Regions from separate parts of the Mus musculus genome. Here region 2 is linked to region 1. The links are chromatin loops, found by intact Hi-C in ENCODE. Cell type or tissue: left cerebral cortex. All regions are shown on one strand.

The links. Hi-C counts contacts between places; a loop is a spot of excess contacts. Peaks named below come from ENCODE experiments on the same cell type or tissue, not always from the same donor. Only the 100,000 strongest peaks of a DNase experiment are listed, where the experiment ranks them.
Region 2: a loop joins it to region 1, with 2.5 times the contacts of the local background. A loop is called at or near these places in 3 of 42 quality-filtered maps.

The regions. Positions count from the first base shown.
Region 1 is chr5:115,758,123-115,766,122 of GRCm38, forward strand. No RefSeq gene overlaps it. Among named protein-coding and RNA genes, the nearest start is that of Bicdl1, 31 kb to the left of the region's middle. In left cerebral cortex, no CTCF peak of the experiment used is centred here; a DNase peak (open chromatin) is centred at 432.
Region 2 is chr5:115,813,016-115,821,015 of GRCm38, forward strand. No RefSeq gene overlaps it. Among named protein-coding and RNA genes, the nearest start is that of Cit, 29 kb to the right of the region's middle. In left cerebral cortex, no CTCF peak of the experiment used is centred here; DNase peaks (open chromatin) are centred at 3,036 and 5,675.

The sequences.
Region 1 (8,000 bases):
GATCTCTGAGTTCGAGGCTAGCCTGGGCTACAGAGTGAGTTCCAGGACAGCCAGGGCTACACAGAGAAATCCTGGCTCTAAAAACAAAACAAAACAAACAAACAAACAACAACAACAACAACAAAAACCCTGTCTCAAAAAACCAAAAAACCAACCAACCAACCAAACAACTAGGTATTTGTGGCTTCTGGATGGAGCTCTGTGGTGAGATGCCTGAGAATCCCAGGTCATCCCCAGCACCCTCCCTCAGAGAGTCTGGGTGCTATGAAGCCCTCTTACTTGTCTTTTAAAATCTTCTCCCCAGTCATCCCTGGTAGACTTTGGCTTATTTCAGGACACATGAATAGGCTTTTGCCTTTAATGTATTCACTACCAATTATCTGCTTGCACACAGCTCTGTGTGGGTGTGTTCCCCGGGCTGGAAGTCCCTTAAGAAAATGAATTCTTAAGTTTTAAGTTGACTTTGATTGCTTCTCTGTTGCAGCCAGCTACCTGTGGCGAGGAGACCTCAAGAGGAACAGACGCCAATTTTAACTTCTGGCTTGAGTCATGCTGATAAGGTTTAGCATAGAAACAGAAGAACTAAACCCCGAAGCTTCTCTGTGTTTCTTCTAATTTATAGGTCTCCGACAAGGAGACCGAGCTGATTTTAAAAATTCATAAGGAATGCGCTTTTCAGTGTTCTGTTTGAAATCTCAGGTATTGCTCAATCTGAGCCTCCTAGCCAGCCAACAAAATGGTGCTCTTGGCAACATTTCTTTCAGCAGCCTGAACTCCCCTCCCCTACCAGCTGCTGAGCCTCCTCCTCGATTGCTGACCCCTTGTCTTCCTCCTCACTTCCACAAAACACCCTCAAGGGCTTCAGGGGGGTCCGTGGATTTGTTGGCTCCCTGCCAATCTCCCTGCCCATTCTCTTGTCCCGTTTATCCTGTTTGTAATTAACTAACCCCAGGGTTATAACAAGCCAAGCAGGTTCAAACAGCACAGGGGAAATTGCCTTTCCAGATGTTTATTTTTCTCCTTTTGGTGAGAACACTGGGTGGCAGGTCATCCATAACTCACATTCCCATCATGCATTGGTCCAGGATGAATCAGGAACCAGGTTTAGGATGGGTGTTTTGATAGAAAAGACTTGCCTCCTTGAGAAGGTAGGGGATTGGATCTAGAACAGCTGTTATCAACCTGTGGGTCACAACGGATGTTGAACGAACCCTTCACAGGGGTAGCCTAAGACCATTGGAAAACACAGATATTTACATCACAATTCACAACAGTAGCATAGATACAGTTACGAAGTAGCAGTGAAATAATTTTATCGTTGGGGTCACCACAGCATGAGGATTAAGGGTGGCAGCAGTAGGAAAGATGAGAGCCACTAATCTAGAATAGATTAAGTCAATAAGACACGTTAGTCCAATTTAGACACCCTCCATCCCCAAATACTCTAGATCTGAGTGTATATCCAGAGGAGTTAAGCTGCTTAGAAGTGCTTTGCCCTTCAAAGGTTCATGGGCTGGGGACTGGGTTCCCCAGAGTGAAGCCCAGAGCATGGTAAAACTGGGAAGCAGTGAGATCCTTTAGAGAGAGAAAGTTGGTTTTCTTTTTCTTCTTCCTTCCTTCCTTCCTTCCTTCCTTCCTTTCTTTCTTTCTTTCTTTCTTTCTTTCTTTCTTTCTTTCTTTCTTTCTTTTTCTTTCTTTCTTTAAGATTTACTTATTTATTTAATGTATGTGAGTACATTGTCACTACCTTCAGACAGACCAGAAGAGGGCATCAGATCCCATTACAGATAGCTGTGAGCCACCATGTGGTTGCTGGAATTTGAACTCAGGACCTCTGGAAGGGCAGTCAGTGCTCTTAACCACTGAGCCATCTCTCCAGCCTGAGAGCTGGTGTTCTTTATTTCTGTTTTTGTTGTTGTTAATTTGTTTTACATTTACTTCTTCATTTTGTGTTCATATATTTGTGGATTCTGCATGCACTGGGATGGGCAAGTGGAGGTCAGAGGACAACCTGCAAGGGTGAGCTCTCTTCCTCCCACCCTGTGGCTTCTGAGGATCAAACTTGGGGTGTCAGGTTTGGCAGCACTTACCTCTACCCACTGAGCCATCTTGCCAGCCCGTTTTTTTGTTTGTTTTTTGTTTTGTTGTTTTGACGCAGGGTTTTTCTGTGTAGCCCTGGCTGTCCTGGAACTCACTCTGTAGACTAGGTTGGCCTCCAACTCAAAAATCCACCTGCCTCTGCCTCCCAAATGCTGGGATTAAAAGCGCACCCACCACTGCCCGGCTCCTAGTTTTGTTTTTAAAGACTCAATGCGGCCCTATATGGAAGGGCATGAATGTACTGAGTGGTTCCCCAGGGGGCTGCGTTGACCACCTCAGATCCCCTAAACTGTGTTCTTCCGTTTTCTCCCCAGTCCGCAGCCTTCCCACAGAGTTGCCCCTCCCTTTCTGGGTGACACCACACCCAGCCGCTAGGACAGCCCAGGTGGTAACTTAACACAGCTGTGAAGTTTAGGAATGGATCTGGACTACAGATGAGTGAGAGCTGGGGAAATAGAGTCCTTCTCCACTCCCCACCCCCCACCTCCCACCATCACAGACTATCCTAGAGGTGGCTTCTTCTTGAGTCCCCTTGTCCAGCGATTTCCTCTTAACTAAAACATCCCCTCTGGGAGAGATGCTGCTAAGGAGGCTCCAGAGTTAAACAAAGTTCACATGTCTGGGAAAACTGAAACTTGGAAGATCCTCCTGGCCACAGCCCATTCCCCCATCTTTATCTAGAAGCAGTAATCAGCTGCGGGGGAGGGAGGCGGCGGGGGCGGGGTTTGTGTGGAAGTGTAGGGGGAGACCCTGAGCAGCGTGGCTGAGAGAACTCTCTGCGACCTGGGTGCCTGTGGGTGACCAGCTTTGGTGTGTGATTGCCCACACTGGGTTGGGCCCTTTAGCGCTGCAGTTGCTTTTGAGTCACCCCTCCTCCTGTACGTAACCCCTCACCCCTGCTCTGCTCCTGTATGTAACCCCTCACCCACACTCCTGTTAGTAACCTCAAAGACACTCATTGGTTCATCAAGTTGGTCTTTGATGCAGTCGTTACTTTGAGCTGTTGTGGGTTTCCTTTCTGGGATGGATGGTGGTGGTGGTGTGTGCGTGTGTGCACACGCACTTGTGCATGTGTCTATACGCGTGTGTGTTGCCTTCAACGGAAGAGTCTCACACAACAGTCTCCCCTGGAAAAGAGTGTGTGTTCTAGGAGGCAATCCTTCTAAGCATCCTGCTGTGGATGGCATGGCTCCGTGCAACCCACCATGGGTGGGTGGACTCTGCCACCATGGTTGGCTGAGCTCCGTGCAAGGTGCAGAATTTCCTCATGTTATTTACATTTCCCCCCAACTCCTTGTGTCTCTTCTATCTGCATCTCCATGAGTCTTTTACCTCCTGGATAAAGTGCTAATCCTTGTGATAACTCTAACCAGCAAGCCCCCACCCCACCACCCAAAAGGAATTTTCATCATCTTATACTAAAGGGGACTTCTACCGTATCCAGCTTCTGCATGCTTAGGGAGAAGGTTATATCTTTTCAGCAAGCGCAAGGAGGGAAGGAGGCATACCTTTCGAGTGGGACATGGAAAGGGAAAGTTGGCCCAGTCATATGTGATGGTGGCACGGAATTGGGAAAATAGGAATTCAAAACCTGATTGTCGGCGGCGTGTTAAAACAGTTCCCTAGAGGAACAGAACCGATACAGTGTGCATAGAGTAGGCACATGTTATTAAGGGCATTTATTAGAATCATTTATGTGATTCTACCTTACACTGAAGAGGCTGAGAACCATGGAGGCTGGGTGCTTCAGCAGTCCCAATCTGATGCTAAAAGTCCAAAAGGCTGCTGGAGAGTTGCAGGTCTCCTGTCCATGATAGAAGGCTGAACTAGATGGCATTGGTCTTCCTCTCCGCCTTCTGTCCTTATTTCCCAAGGACTTCCTGTGTGTCAGACACCATGCTAGGTTCTGAGGACCAAGCAATGGAGACAGATAATAGTCTCCATGGAGCTCACTGCTTAGCAGGGAAGAGAGAAAGGAGGCAGCTAAATGAGAAATAAGAGGAGAGTGTGTTATGGGAAGTTTTGGTGCCAAGAAGCAAATTGCCTTCTAGAACTGTAGGATATTAATGGAAATGAGGAAGGCAGAGACTTCAGAAGGCTCCCAGGACCTACTGGTAAAAATGTACAACCCAGCCTGCCTGGATGTATTGGAATCTATCCTGCTGGGTTTCCAAATGACTACATTGTAGACAAGAACTCTGAGCTCCTCAGATTCACTTCCCAAATGGCAAGTCTCTTATTTCATGTATAGGTTACTTTAACAGTCAGCCACTCCTCCCAATAAAGGGACTTAAACAAGTTAGAAATTTCTCCCTGCATTGTGTGTCAGTCCATACATAAAGGTTGGTTGAATGGCAGCTGAGTTCCTTCGGTGTTGCTCTGATGTCTCTCTAGGATGCCTTGTCTATCTAGGATAATTCAGCTCACCAGCACTGGCATATTTGAGGCTGCAAGAATTCAGGGAAGAAATGAAGCCTGTGTGGGCAGGCTGCTCGGAGAAACACACCATTATGCCCCATCTCAGTATGAGGTGTGTTTAGAGTTCAGCAAGAATCCCAGATAAGACACCAGACTCCTGCCTCCCCCAGCTAGCCACTGACGTCTTCTTGCCTTGGTGCTGTTCAATTTATCTTAGGGTTGAAAAGTTACACTTGGACGTGACACTGAATCCACATTTCAGGAAAGAGTTGGGAGGACGGTGAAGGATAGAAAAACTTGGGATGGAGGCAATGCTATACTCTAGGAAGAGTGTACCGCCCTGAAAGACTCAGCCAATGAGGAATTCAGGGAAATGTGATCGGGAATATAAAATCCACTTTCCCCCACCCCCAGCCGTTTTTACCTTACCTTCTCTCTCTGCAGATTGATGTCTGGTCTTTGATAAACTTCTTTTCTTCTCTACTGGGTCTCTGACTATGAGGTGAAGATCTCCGCAACTCACACGACTACTCTTCTACTCCTCTTTCTTCTTCTTCTTCTTCTTCTTCTTCTTCTTCTTCTTCTTCTTCTTCTTCTTCTTCTTCTTCTTCTTCTTCTTCTTCTTCTTCTCCTCCTCCTCCTCCTCCTCCTCCTCCTCCTCCTCCTCCTCCTTCTTCTTCTTCCCCTCCCCTCCCCCACCCTCCCCTCCCCCACCTCTTACCTTCTCCCTCCTACTAAAGATTTACCTATTTATTTTATGCATATGAGTACACTATAGCCATCTTCAGACACACCAGAAGAGGGCATCATTGGATCCCATTACAGAATTACAGATGGTTGTGAGCCACCACGTGGGTGCTGGGAATTGAACTCAGGACCTCTGGAAGTGTAGTCAGTGCTCTTAACCACTGAGTCATCTCTCCAGCCCTCTACTTGCTTCTCATTCACTTGTTTTAGATTGGTGAGAATCTAGCTACACCGCTACTTCTAGAGCAGGGCAGTGTGTCTCTCTCAGTGTGGTTTCCAGCTGGGCTTACATGCCCTGGGGCTGGAGCTGTTATTGACAGGAAGAAAGGGGGAAAAGATTCTGTGTGTATATTGTCAGACTTAGCAAACAAAAATGTGGGCATCCAGTTAACTTATAATTCCAGATGTGTCTCAGTTAAGGTTTTACTGCTGTGAACAGACACCATGACCAAGGACAACATTTAATTGGGGCTGGCTTACAGGTTCAGAGGTTCAATCCATTATCATCAAGGTGGGAAGCACGGCAGCATCCAGGCAGGCATGGTGCAGGAGGAGCTGAGAGTTCTACATCTTCACTGAAAGGAAGGCAGGAGCAGACTGTCTTCCAGGCAGCTAGGAGGAGGGTCTCAAAGCCCACTTCCCCACAGTACTACTCCCTATGGACCAAGCATATTCAAACCACCACAAGATGAAAAAGGAATGTTTCTTTAGTATAGCTGTGTCCTACTTGGATGTAGTCCCTGTCTGGCTGAGAAATGATTCTCTGCTTTTCTGAAGTTCAAAGTTAACTGGGATTCCTGGAACAAATGGGGTTCCTGGCAGTGAGACTCATGAGCTGCTACTGAAGGCTCCAAATTGACCCTTGTTTCTTCTTGTTACAATTTTATTTTATTTTTCGAGACAGGGTTTCTCTGTATAGCCCTGGTGTGTGCCACCACTGCCCGGCTTTGATACAATTTTTAAAAGATGGATTTACTTTAGTTTATATGGATGAATGTTTTGACTGCGTATGTGTGCTGTGGTGTGTGTGTGTGTGTGTGTGTGTGTGAGAGAGAATGAGAGAGAGAGAGAGAGAGAGAGAGAGAGAGGGAGAGAGAGATTTAATTTTATTCCATTCATTCTATATGGATGAATGTTTTGACTGTGTGTGGTGTGCAATGCGGTGTATGTTTGTGTGTCAGATTTATTTAATTTTAGTCTATATGGATGAATATTTTGACTGAGTGTGTATGGTGTGTGATGTGTGTGTGTATGTATGTGTGCACACACAGGTGTGTGAGTGTGTGTGTGTGTGTGTGTGTGTGTGTACTATATAAATGCCTGACTCCTATGGAGGCCAAGAAGAGGGTGCCAGCTCACCTGGACCTGGTATCAAAGAGTTATGAGCTGCTCTGTTGTTGCTGGAAATGGAACCTGGGTGCTCTGAAAGAGCAGCCAGCATTCAAGTGCAGAGGCGTCTCTCCAGTCCCCTCCCTTTAAGATTTATTTATTATTATACATAAGTACACTGTTGCTGTCTTCAGACGCACCAGATCTCATTATGGATGGTTGTAAGCCACCATGTGGTTGCTGGGATTTGAACTCATGACCTTCGGAAGAGCAGTCAGTTCTCTTAACCACTGAGCCATCTCTCTCTCTCTCCAGCCCCTCTCCAGCCCACTCTTGTAAAGCTTCCAGCTGTCCTTTCTTTTACATCATAAATCACCTCCAGTACCTCTTCTGTGTTTTCTGGCCTCCCTCGTGCCCTGCAGACACTCCTCTCTGTTCACAGGATGTCTCCGCAAGGGAAAGTTTGCAAACAGAACATGGCATAAGCCAAACTCAACCTTGAACAGTGCGTGAATGGCAGTGAGTCTTTGGGGAGTGCTTATCGGATCTTCCGAGGCAGCTATAGGAACCATTGGATGCGCTGCTGTGGTTTGTACTTTGTGGCAAACGGTTGTTTTGCCTAAGGCCTGTGCTATAAATAAGATGGTTATAGATTTATACTGATATCTGTTTCCTCGGTATTACAAAGGGACAATCTGCTACTGGGCTGATCAAGAAAAAAAATTAAATGGGAATTTTATTTTATTCTTCTCCCTAAAGGGGAGATAACTCAGTCAGTAACTACTTGGGGTGGAGGCATGAGGATTTGACTTTAATCCCCTGTATCATGTAAAAAGCTTGATACGGTGGGGTATACTATGTCAGAGCTGGATAGGCGGAGACAGGAGGATCCCGGGTTTCACTGACCAGTCTGCCTTCTCTTATTAATGAGCTCCAGGTCTGTTTCAAACAAGATGCTGGCTCTTCCAGAATGGTAAGCAAGATTGACTCTGGCCTCCACACCCATGCGCATATGCATACATATAGGCCTCTGCATGTGTAATCACACCTACATGTACACACACACACACATACACTCATACTCTCACACCACGGAGAAAATGCGAAGGAAATGCTGCTATGCAAAGAGCCTGCCCCTCAACAAGTGGCTACCATCCCATGATAGCAGCTTTGGTAGAAAGCTTTGAAAATAAACAGAAAAAAAAAAAAAAAAAAAAAAAGAACCTCTAACCAGGTGGAGGTGGCACACACCATTAATCCCAGCTTTTGGGTGGCAGAGGCAGGCGGATCTCTGAGTCTGAGGCTAGCCTGGTCTACAGAGTGAGTTTCATAATAGCCAGGGCTATACAGAGAAACCCTGTCTTGAAAAAAATACACACACACACACAGATAGATAGATAGATAGA
Region 2 (8,000 bases), 55 kb after region 1:
TGTAAACAAGTTTTGGGTCAGACAGACCCCAGCCAGTTTTTAGTTCCTGTACGAATCACTCAGAAGTCAAAAGCCTCTCAGGCTGTCTGTAGTGGTTTGAGTAGGTTTGGCCCCCACAGACTCATGTGTTTGAATGCTTGGCCCACAGGGAGTGACACTATTAGGAGGTGTGCCCTTGTTTGAGTGGGCATGGCCTTGTTAGAGGAAGTGTGGGGGTTGGGATTTGAGGTCCTAAACTCAGGCTCTGCCCAGTGCAGAAGAAAGCCTCCTCCTGCCTGCCTGCAGAAGACTATCTTCTGGCTACCTTCCCATCAAGATGTAGAACTCTCTGCTCCTCCAGCCCCATGCCTGCCTGGATGCTGCCGTGATGATAATGGACTGAACCTCTAAACCCGTAAGCCAGCCCCAATTAAATGTTTTTTATATGAGCTTATAAATGTCATTATAAGAGCTACCTTGGTACCTTGCTTCTCTTTGCAGCAATGGGAACCCTAACTGAGCCAGGTGGTGCCTTTTCTAAGGCGCCACCAATCTCGTTTCTTTCTTCCCAGTGCTACCACTGTCTCGCATTGTCTCTATTTTCCTTTGCACAGAGGAGGGGACTGTCCTTGGTTCCTTAGCGCTTGGGTTTATGTCATAGTAGAGTCCCTTGGATATTCAGGCTATGACTCTGAGTCACTGGGAAACTTCATTTTGATTGGACTCACTGTGTTAGGTCCTATTCTTTTTCCTACCAAGGAACTGGGAGTCACATCAGTGAGATACGAGCAAAGTGCGCCACCACTGTATCAGTGGGTGGAGACAAGTCACATCTCAAGGTTTTTTTGGTTTTTTTTTTTTGTTTGTTTTTCGAGACAGGGTTTCTCTGTATATTCCTGGCTGTCCTGGAACTCACTTTGTAGACCAGGCTGGCCTCGAACTCAGAAATCCGCCTGCCTCTGCCTCCAGAGTGCTGGGATTAAAGGCGTGCGCCACCGCACCCTGCTCAACAAACATCTCAAGGGTTTAATGTCACCACCTGATAACCAGGACAGTGAACGTGTTCTTAGATGCCAGAGCCAAGGAAAAGTCGTCTACTCAATAGGCCTGACACATGTCATTGACAGTTCTTTGGGTATAAGTGGTAAATACCAGCTTGGCCATTCTGGTGAAAATATACACCTATGTACATTTGTGTGCACATCTGGGGTGCTGGCACGGTGTCAGATGCCCAGAGGGGTCACATGCTCATTATGATAAGGGTCCTCTGTGAACTCCATTTTATTCAACTGACCCCTCCATAATAGGATGTCTCTTCCTTCCTTCCTTCCTTCCTTCCTTCCTTCCTTCCTCTCTCCCCCCCCTCCTTTTTTTTTAAATGTCTGCATGTGGGGGAAGGGTTCACAATTACCTATAATTCCAACTCCAGGGCATCTGATGTCCCTGACCTCCGAAGGCACCTGCACTCACACACATAAGCACATAAACACTCCCTCCTACACAGAGGAAGACTAAAATAAGATTTAAAAATACAAATGAGACTAGGCGTGGTGACATGTGTCTTGAGTTTCAGAACTTGGGAGGGAGAGGCAGGAGGATCTCTGTGAGTTTGAGAACAGCCTGGTCTTCGTAGAGAGCTCCTGTCTCCCCTGCCCCCCAAAATATAAAACATGTGTGTCTACACAGGTGCACGTGTGTGCCTATCAGTGCAACGCAAACTCGGCGTCGTCCTCAGGAATGCTGTTTGTCTATGAGGCAAGGTCTTTTGTGGGCTTGGAGCTCACCAACTCAGCTAGACTGGCTTTCCAGTGAGCCCCAAGTCCTCTGGGCCCCATCTTCCTCAGGGTTGAATTAAAAGACACACTTCTACATTCTATGTGGGCTCTGGGGTTCAAACTCAAGACTGCATGCCTGCAAGAAGGTGCTTGGCCACTGTCCTGTCCCCTGTGCTCCTACTGGCCACATCTCTGCTCCTCTGTCTCAGAGCAGGAGTCTGCCTTCTTAAGCCCCTTTGACTGGATTGGCCTTATGATGGCCTTTGACCAACTGTGTGTTAAGTTTGTCCCCTGAGCTCCAGAGCCAGGACTTACACAATCTATTAGCTTTTGCTACCAAACTCCTAGCGCCCAGAGACCACCCCAACAAAGCGCTAGGATACTGGAGCTGGGGGGAGTCACAAAGCTCTTCCCAGGTACCTGTCTGCACCTGTGACCACACAGGTTCTTCCTTGAGCCATGCCAACATTCCCGGTTCAGTGCAGCCCCCTAAGTAAACCCAGGTAAACTCAACAGATCTACACAGATGTGTCCAAGCCACAGAATCCCGTACAATCACAAATCACTGTGTGAAGCCTCCAAGTTCTAGATTGCTTGCTTGATGGATATAGATAGTAGTTGCAACCCTTGCCTGTCTGCATCCTGGGCCTGGTAAAGTGGTATGTGCCAGGAGGGGCCTCCTGAAACCTCCTTGAACTTCCACAGTGTGAAGACTACATAATAGGATTTTCAGTCTGCCAGTGGCCCAGAGCAAGAAGCTAATAATCTTCAATACCTAAAGCAAAGTACTGTTCAGAGGAGAGAAAGAGATGCCTGTCTGGAAGTTCAAAACAACAGCCATTTTTTTCTCTCCCGCTTGGTTTTGTGCTTCTTGTGTGCAGAGCTGTATAAATACTCTGGGTACCTATCGCATGTTGTGTTAAACAGTTCTGAAATAGATACCACCAGGACAGGATGATCTGAATTAAGCAGCCAGAGACTGCAGCCTGGGCCATCTGTAACCCTCTCCTGTCTCTCTTGGCCCAGTTAAAGAAAAAGTGCACGCGTGCCTGCGTGCGTGTGTGCGTGCGTGCGTGCGTGTGTGTGTGTGTGTGTGTGTGTGTGTGTGTGTGTGAGCGCACACACACACACACCAACCCACTAGAGAACGAACACATTAAATAAAGCAACATGTAGGATGTCAATGCAGAACACTCCTCCCCCCCCCGCCCTCCCCCCCCCTCCACCACACTGACTCTCCAGTACTTGTGGAGGACAGGACAGCCCCATGCGTTCAATGACTAAATCCCCTGAGTCGGGAGCAGGGATGCCATGGTTTCCATAGACTGAGTGGAACGTCGCTGCTCAGGGATTCTCATGCAGGGGCACTGTGCTCCTAGGAGACATTTGGAAACATCTGGAAACATTTGGTTGACACAGTGGATGTTGGGGAATAGCCAGTATCTATCAGGTTGAGGCCAAGGATACTTCTTGGCATATCACAGTACCCCATGGGGTTATCCCTTCATGACAATGAATTATCTGGCATTGGGAGCAGGGGTGTTGACAGGTAGTGGGGGACCTGCCTAGTGGATATAAGACCCTGGATTCAAATCCCTAGCAGACAGAAGGAGGAGGGGGCAATGAATTATTTTATTTTACTATTTTTGTGTATGTGGTACATGTATGGGCATACACGTGTGTGCAGGAACCTAGGGCTACCTGTATGTGTGTGCAGATGCCAGAGGAGGACACTGGCATCCCTCTCTATTGCTCTTCAGCTTATCCTCTTGATGCTGGGTCTCTCACTGAACCTGATGTTCAGCACTTTGGCTCCCAGGGCTGGCTAACCAGCAAGCTCCCAGGATCCACCTGTCTCTCCTCTTTCCCAGCGCTGTTTTTATGTGTGTTCTAGAGATCCAGACTCGGGTCCTTATGCTGTGCAGTGGATACTGTTACACACTGAGCCACCCCCACTCCCCACCCCCAGCCCATAAAAGAAGGGTTTGACTTAAAATACCAATAGTGCAAAGACCAAGCCCTGACTTAGAACTAAAACTGCTTCATAGAAGAAGACCAGGTCTTTGGTCCTGAGAACTGTTACTCTGTATAGCAGGATGGATACTATACAGCTACTCCTCCAGAGAGACATGGAAATGCCTGTACACAAAGCCTGTGTGTAGTCTTCACAGACGTAGTGTTCCTGTGGTTCAAAATATGCAACCAAAGGCCGGAGAGATGGCTCAGAGGTCAAGGGTGCTTGCTGCACTTCCAGAGGACCCAGGGTTTGATTCCCGGCACCCACACTGGGTGACTCCCAAGTGTCTGTAACTCTAGCTCTAGGATCTCCGAGACCCCTTCTGGCCTCCGCAAGCTCACACACACACATGACATTCCTTCACCAAGACACAAATGTTTAAAATACTGAATCAACCTCAAGTCTGGCGACTTGCCAATGGCTAAATAGAGAATGGCTTATCTGCACTAAAGCTAGAGACAAAAAGGAATTAAGTGCCAACCCTCGAACCTATAGCAGTCAATTGCAAATTCATGATTCTCTGTGAAAGAAGCCAGACTCACCACACCACATATTGTTTGAGTCCTGGAATAGGAAAATTCAGGAAACAGGGTGGAATGCAGGAGTTGTTTGGGGTTGAGGGCGGGAGTTGGTGTCCACTCTAAACGACCATAAGAGATCTTCTTTGGATTATGAAAACACGCCCAAACTGGTTCAGCATGGTGGTAGTGGAACTTAGTGAATGCTTTCAAAAATACTGAGCTCGGGGCCGGAGAGATGGCTCAGTGGGCAAGAACGTGGGTCCTCCTGCAGGAGATCCCGAGTGCAGTTCCCAGCTTCTGTGTCCCAGCTTCTGAGCTCACAGCCACCTGTCATGCCAGTTCTAGGGCACCTGAAGCCTTCTGGAGTCTGTAGACTGGAGTCTGTGCTCACACCACACTCACACTCAAGCACATGTGATTTAAAAAGTAAAAAAAAAAAAAAAAAAAAAAAAAAAGATCTTTTGAATACATCCAAATCTGGGGGCTTGGAGAGATGGCTCAGCAGTTAAAAGCACTGGCTGCTCTTCCAGATGGTCCTGTGTTCAATTCCCAGCAACCACATGGTGGCTCACAGCCATCTGTAATGGGATCTGACACTCTCTTCTGGTGTGTCTGAAGACAGATACAGTGTACTCATATACATAAAATAAATAAATAAATCTTTTTTTTTAAATCAAAGTCTACACTTAGAGTGAGCGAATTTTATGTTCTGTAAATCACACTTAAATAAAACCTTGCAGTTTAAAGTGTGTCTGTAGGCCAGGCGGTGGTGGCGCACGCCTTTAGTCCCAGCACTTGGGTGGCAGAGACAGGCAGATTTCTGAGTTCGAGGCCAGCCTGGTCTACAGAGTGAGTTCCAGGACAGCCAGGGCTACACAGAGAAACCCTGTCTCGAAAAACCAAAAAAAAAAAAAAAAAAAAAAAACCCACCAAAAAACAAACAAACAAACAAAAAAAAAAACCCCAAAAACAAGGTGTCTGTAGGCCAGAATATCCATATGATGTAGGAGATGGTTAGAAATTAAAAAAAAAAAAAAAATTAGTCAGGTGTGGTGGTGCATGCCTTTAATCCAATCACTTGGAGGGCAGAGGCAGGTGGATCTCTGTGAGTTTAAGGCCAGCCTGGTCTACAAAGCAAGTTCCAGACAACCCAGATAGCCAGGACAGGTAAAAAAATAAAAAATAAAAAAAAAAGCCTTAGCCTAGACCTGATGATTCAGATCTGTGTTTTATTTAGTTCTTTCTTGCAGTGCTGGGGATTGAACCCAGGACCTTATGCATGCCAGCCAAGTGTGCTTTCACTAAAGCTGTAAACCATCTGCCATCTATATTTAAAGCAAGATCCATGGGCATCTTGCTGTCACGTTATGTGGTTATGTGTGTGTGAGTGTGTGGCAGAGGAATCTGATCTCATCAAGATGAAGGGAAAAGTGCTGTGATTTATGAAAAAGAGAAGGAAGCCAGGGATATGTTTGGTGGAGACGTGGTATGGTGTGGGAGATGGGGGTGCCTCTGCAGGCCCCTGAGGCATCCCTTCCCCCTGAGGTACCAGCCACACAACAACCGTATAGTATAGAATAGTATATACTAGCTGTATAGTATAGAACAGAGTTTATTTAGGCCATGGGGAGAGGAGTTGAGGGGGTAGTAGAGACAAAGAAAGGCCGCGGGGGGAGGGGGAGAGGGGGTGAGGAGAGAGAGAATGCATGTGGAGAGGGGGGAGGGGAATGGGGAGAGAAGGGGCGGAGGGGGAAGAGAGCAAGAGAGCAAGAGAGTGAGGAGGGGGCAGGCAGCCCCTTTTATAGTGAGTCAGGCACACCTGGCTATTGCCAGGTAACTGTGGGGCGGAGCAGAAAAGAAAGGCTAACAGAGAGAAAATAGATCATGGCTCCATGATCCCTTCAGAAACGACCCACAGTTACCTGGACCACCATCTAGGCCACAATTTTGGAAGGTTCTGTTACCTTCAATAGTGCCAAAGGCTAGGTTAGGCCTCTAGGGGACAGTCCAGAGCAAAACTTGATCATTTCAGTAATTTTTTACTGAAGTGGTTCTAATATATATAATAAAACCCAGGCCTACTACCTGTTGCTTCTTCCAGCATATAGGGGGATACATCTCTGATGAAAAAATGTGAACTTAGATCTAAGATGGGATGGCCACCATGTTTACACATACAAAATAATATCTGCTAGTACACACAGGACACTTCTAATGGACCAATGTTCTAAGCAGAACATAGAAATTTTATTGTTCCTACATTAGCTTAATTATGGATTTATTATTATTTACTAAATGGGGCAACAAGGCTCGTGGAGATTCATGATATACTTAAAAGTCACACAACTTTTAAGATCACCTGTCAAGTGGCCCTGAGAGAGGAAGAAGCAATCATAGCCGACCTAGGCTGCAATACTGGAAACCTGCAGAGACAGGGTTCACGTCACTTTCTGCGAATGGATAGCAATCAGCCTTGAGCCTTTTACTTCTAACGTCTGTCCATAGCGACTCCAATGGATGGTTTTGAATGCACCAATCAGACAAAAAAAAAAAAAAAAAAAAAAAAAAAAAAAAAACCTTTGAGAGATGGAGACTACAGAAGGCTGTTCAGTGACCTGATTTGGCAAAGTGACATGACGATGGCCAGCAGATCTGCACTGGGCTTCTGCAGTGTTGGAAACTGTCCATGCTGGAAGCAAGCATCTGATGGGATCTCTCAACACGACTGGAGATTCAGGTAATCCCAGCAGCCTGCAGAGCAGAGGCACAGAAACTTTCCAAGGCGAGAGGATGATGACTGGGGTCAAGTACTTGGGAAATAGGGGCGGGGCTAGAGAGACTGGGGTCAAGTACTTGGGAAATCGGGGCGGGGCTAGAGAGACTGGGGTCAAGTACTTGGGAAATCGGGGCGGGGCTTGGCTGTGAAGAGCACCATTGCTGCTGTCATAGGGACCCAGGTTTGGTTCCCAGAACCAACGTCTCATGGCTCACAGTCTAGGCAACAGAACACCTGCTCTGGCCTTCATGGGCACCAAGCACGAATGTGGTGAGCATGTGTATATGCAGGTGCTCAGACTGAAATAGAAAAATAAAAATGAGGACATCTTTTAAGAAGAAATGGATAGGAACAGAGTATTACAGCATTTCCACATCCCGGTCCTCTTGTGGCAGATCTGGGCTCTATCTCCCAGGCAGCATTTGTGGGGCATAGCTCCAGGGTACCCATGATTGGGAATGGCTAGAAGGATTAAACTTGGCATGTACCCTGATATTTTTGAGGGATGTGAATTGGAAGCCTAAATGCAGATACTGGCAAGAGAACAATAACTTGAAGGCAGGAGATGAACACATGTAATTAGATATGTGGACTTTGGTGTTCTTTGGCCAGAGGAATTCTCCTCCCTCCCCTTTCTCTATCTCCCTCTTGCTCTGCGCCCCCTCCCTACACACCCTCCCCCCACCCCACCCCCACCCCATTGCTCTGGCTCCTGCTCACTCCGGGCCCTGCTCACTCTGGACACTGGTCAAAGGAATTCTTAAAAAGAAAAGATTATGTTAGTTGGACATGGTTGCTCACACCTTTAATCCCAGCACTCAGGAGGCAGAGGCAGGCAGACCTCTGAATTTGAGGCTATCCTTGTCTACAGAACAAGTTCCAGGACAGCCAGGGCAACACAGAGAAACCTCACCTTGAAAGCAAGCAAGAAA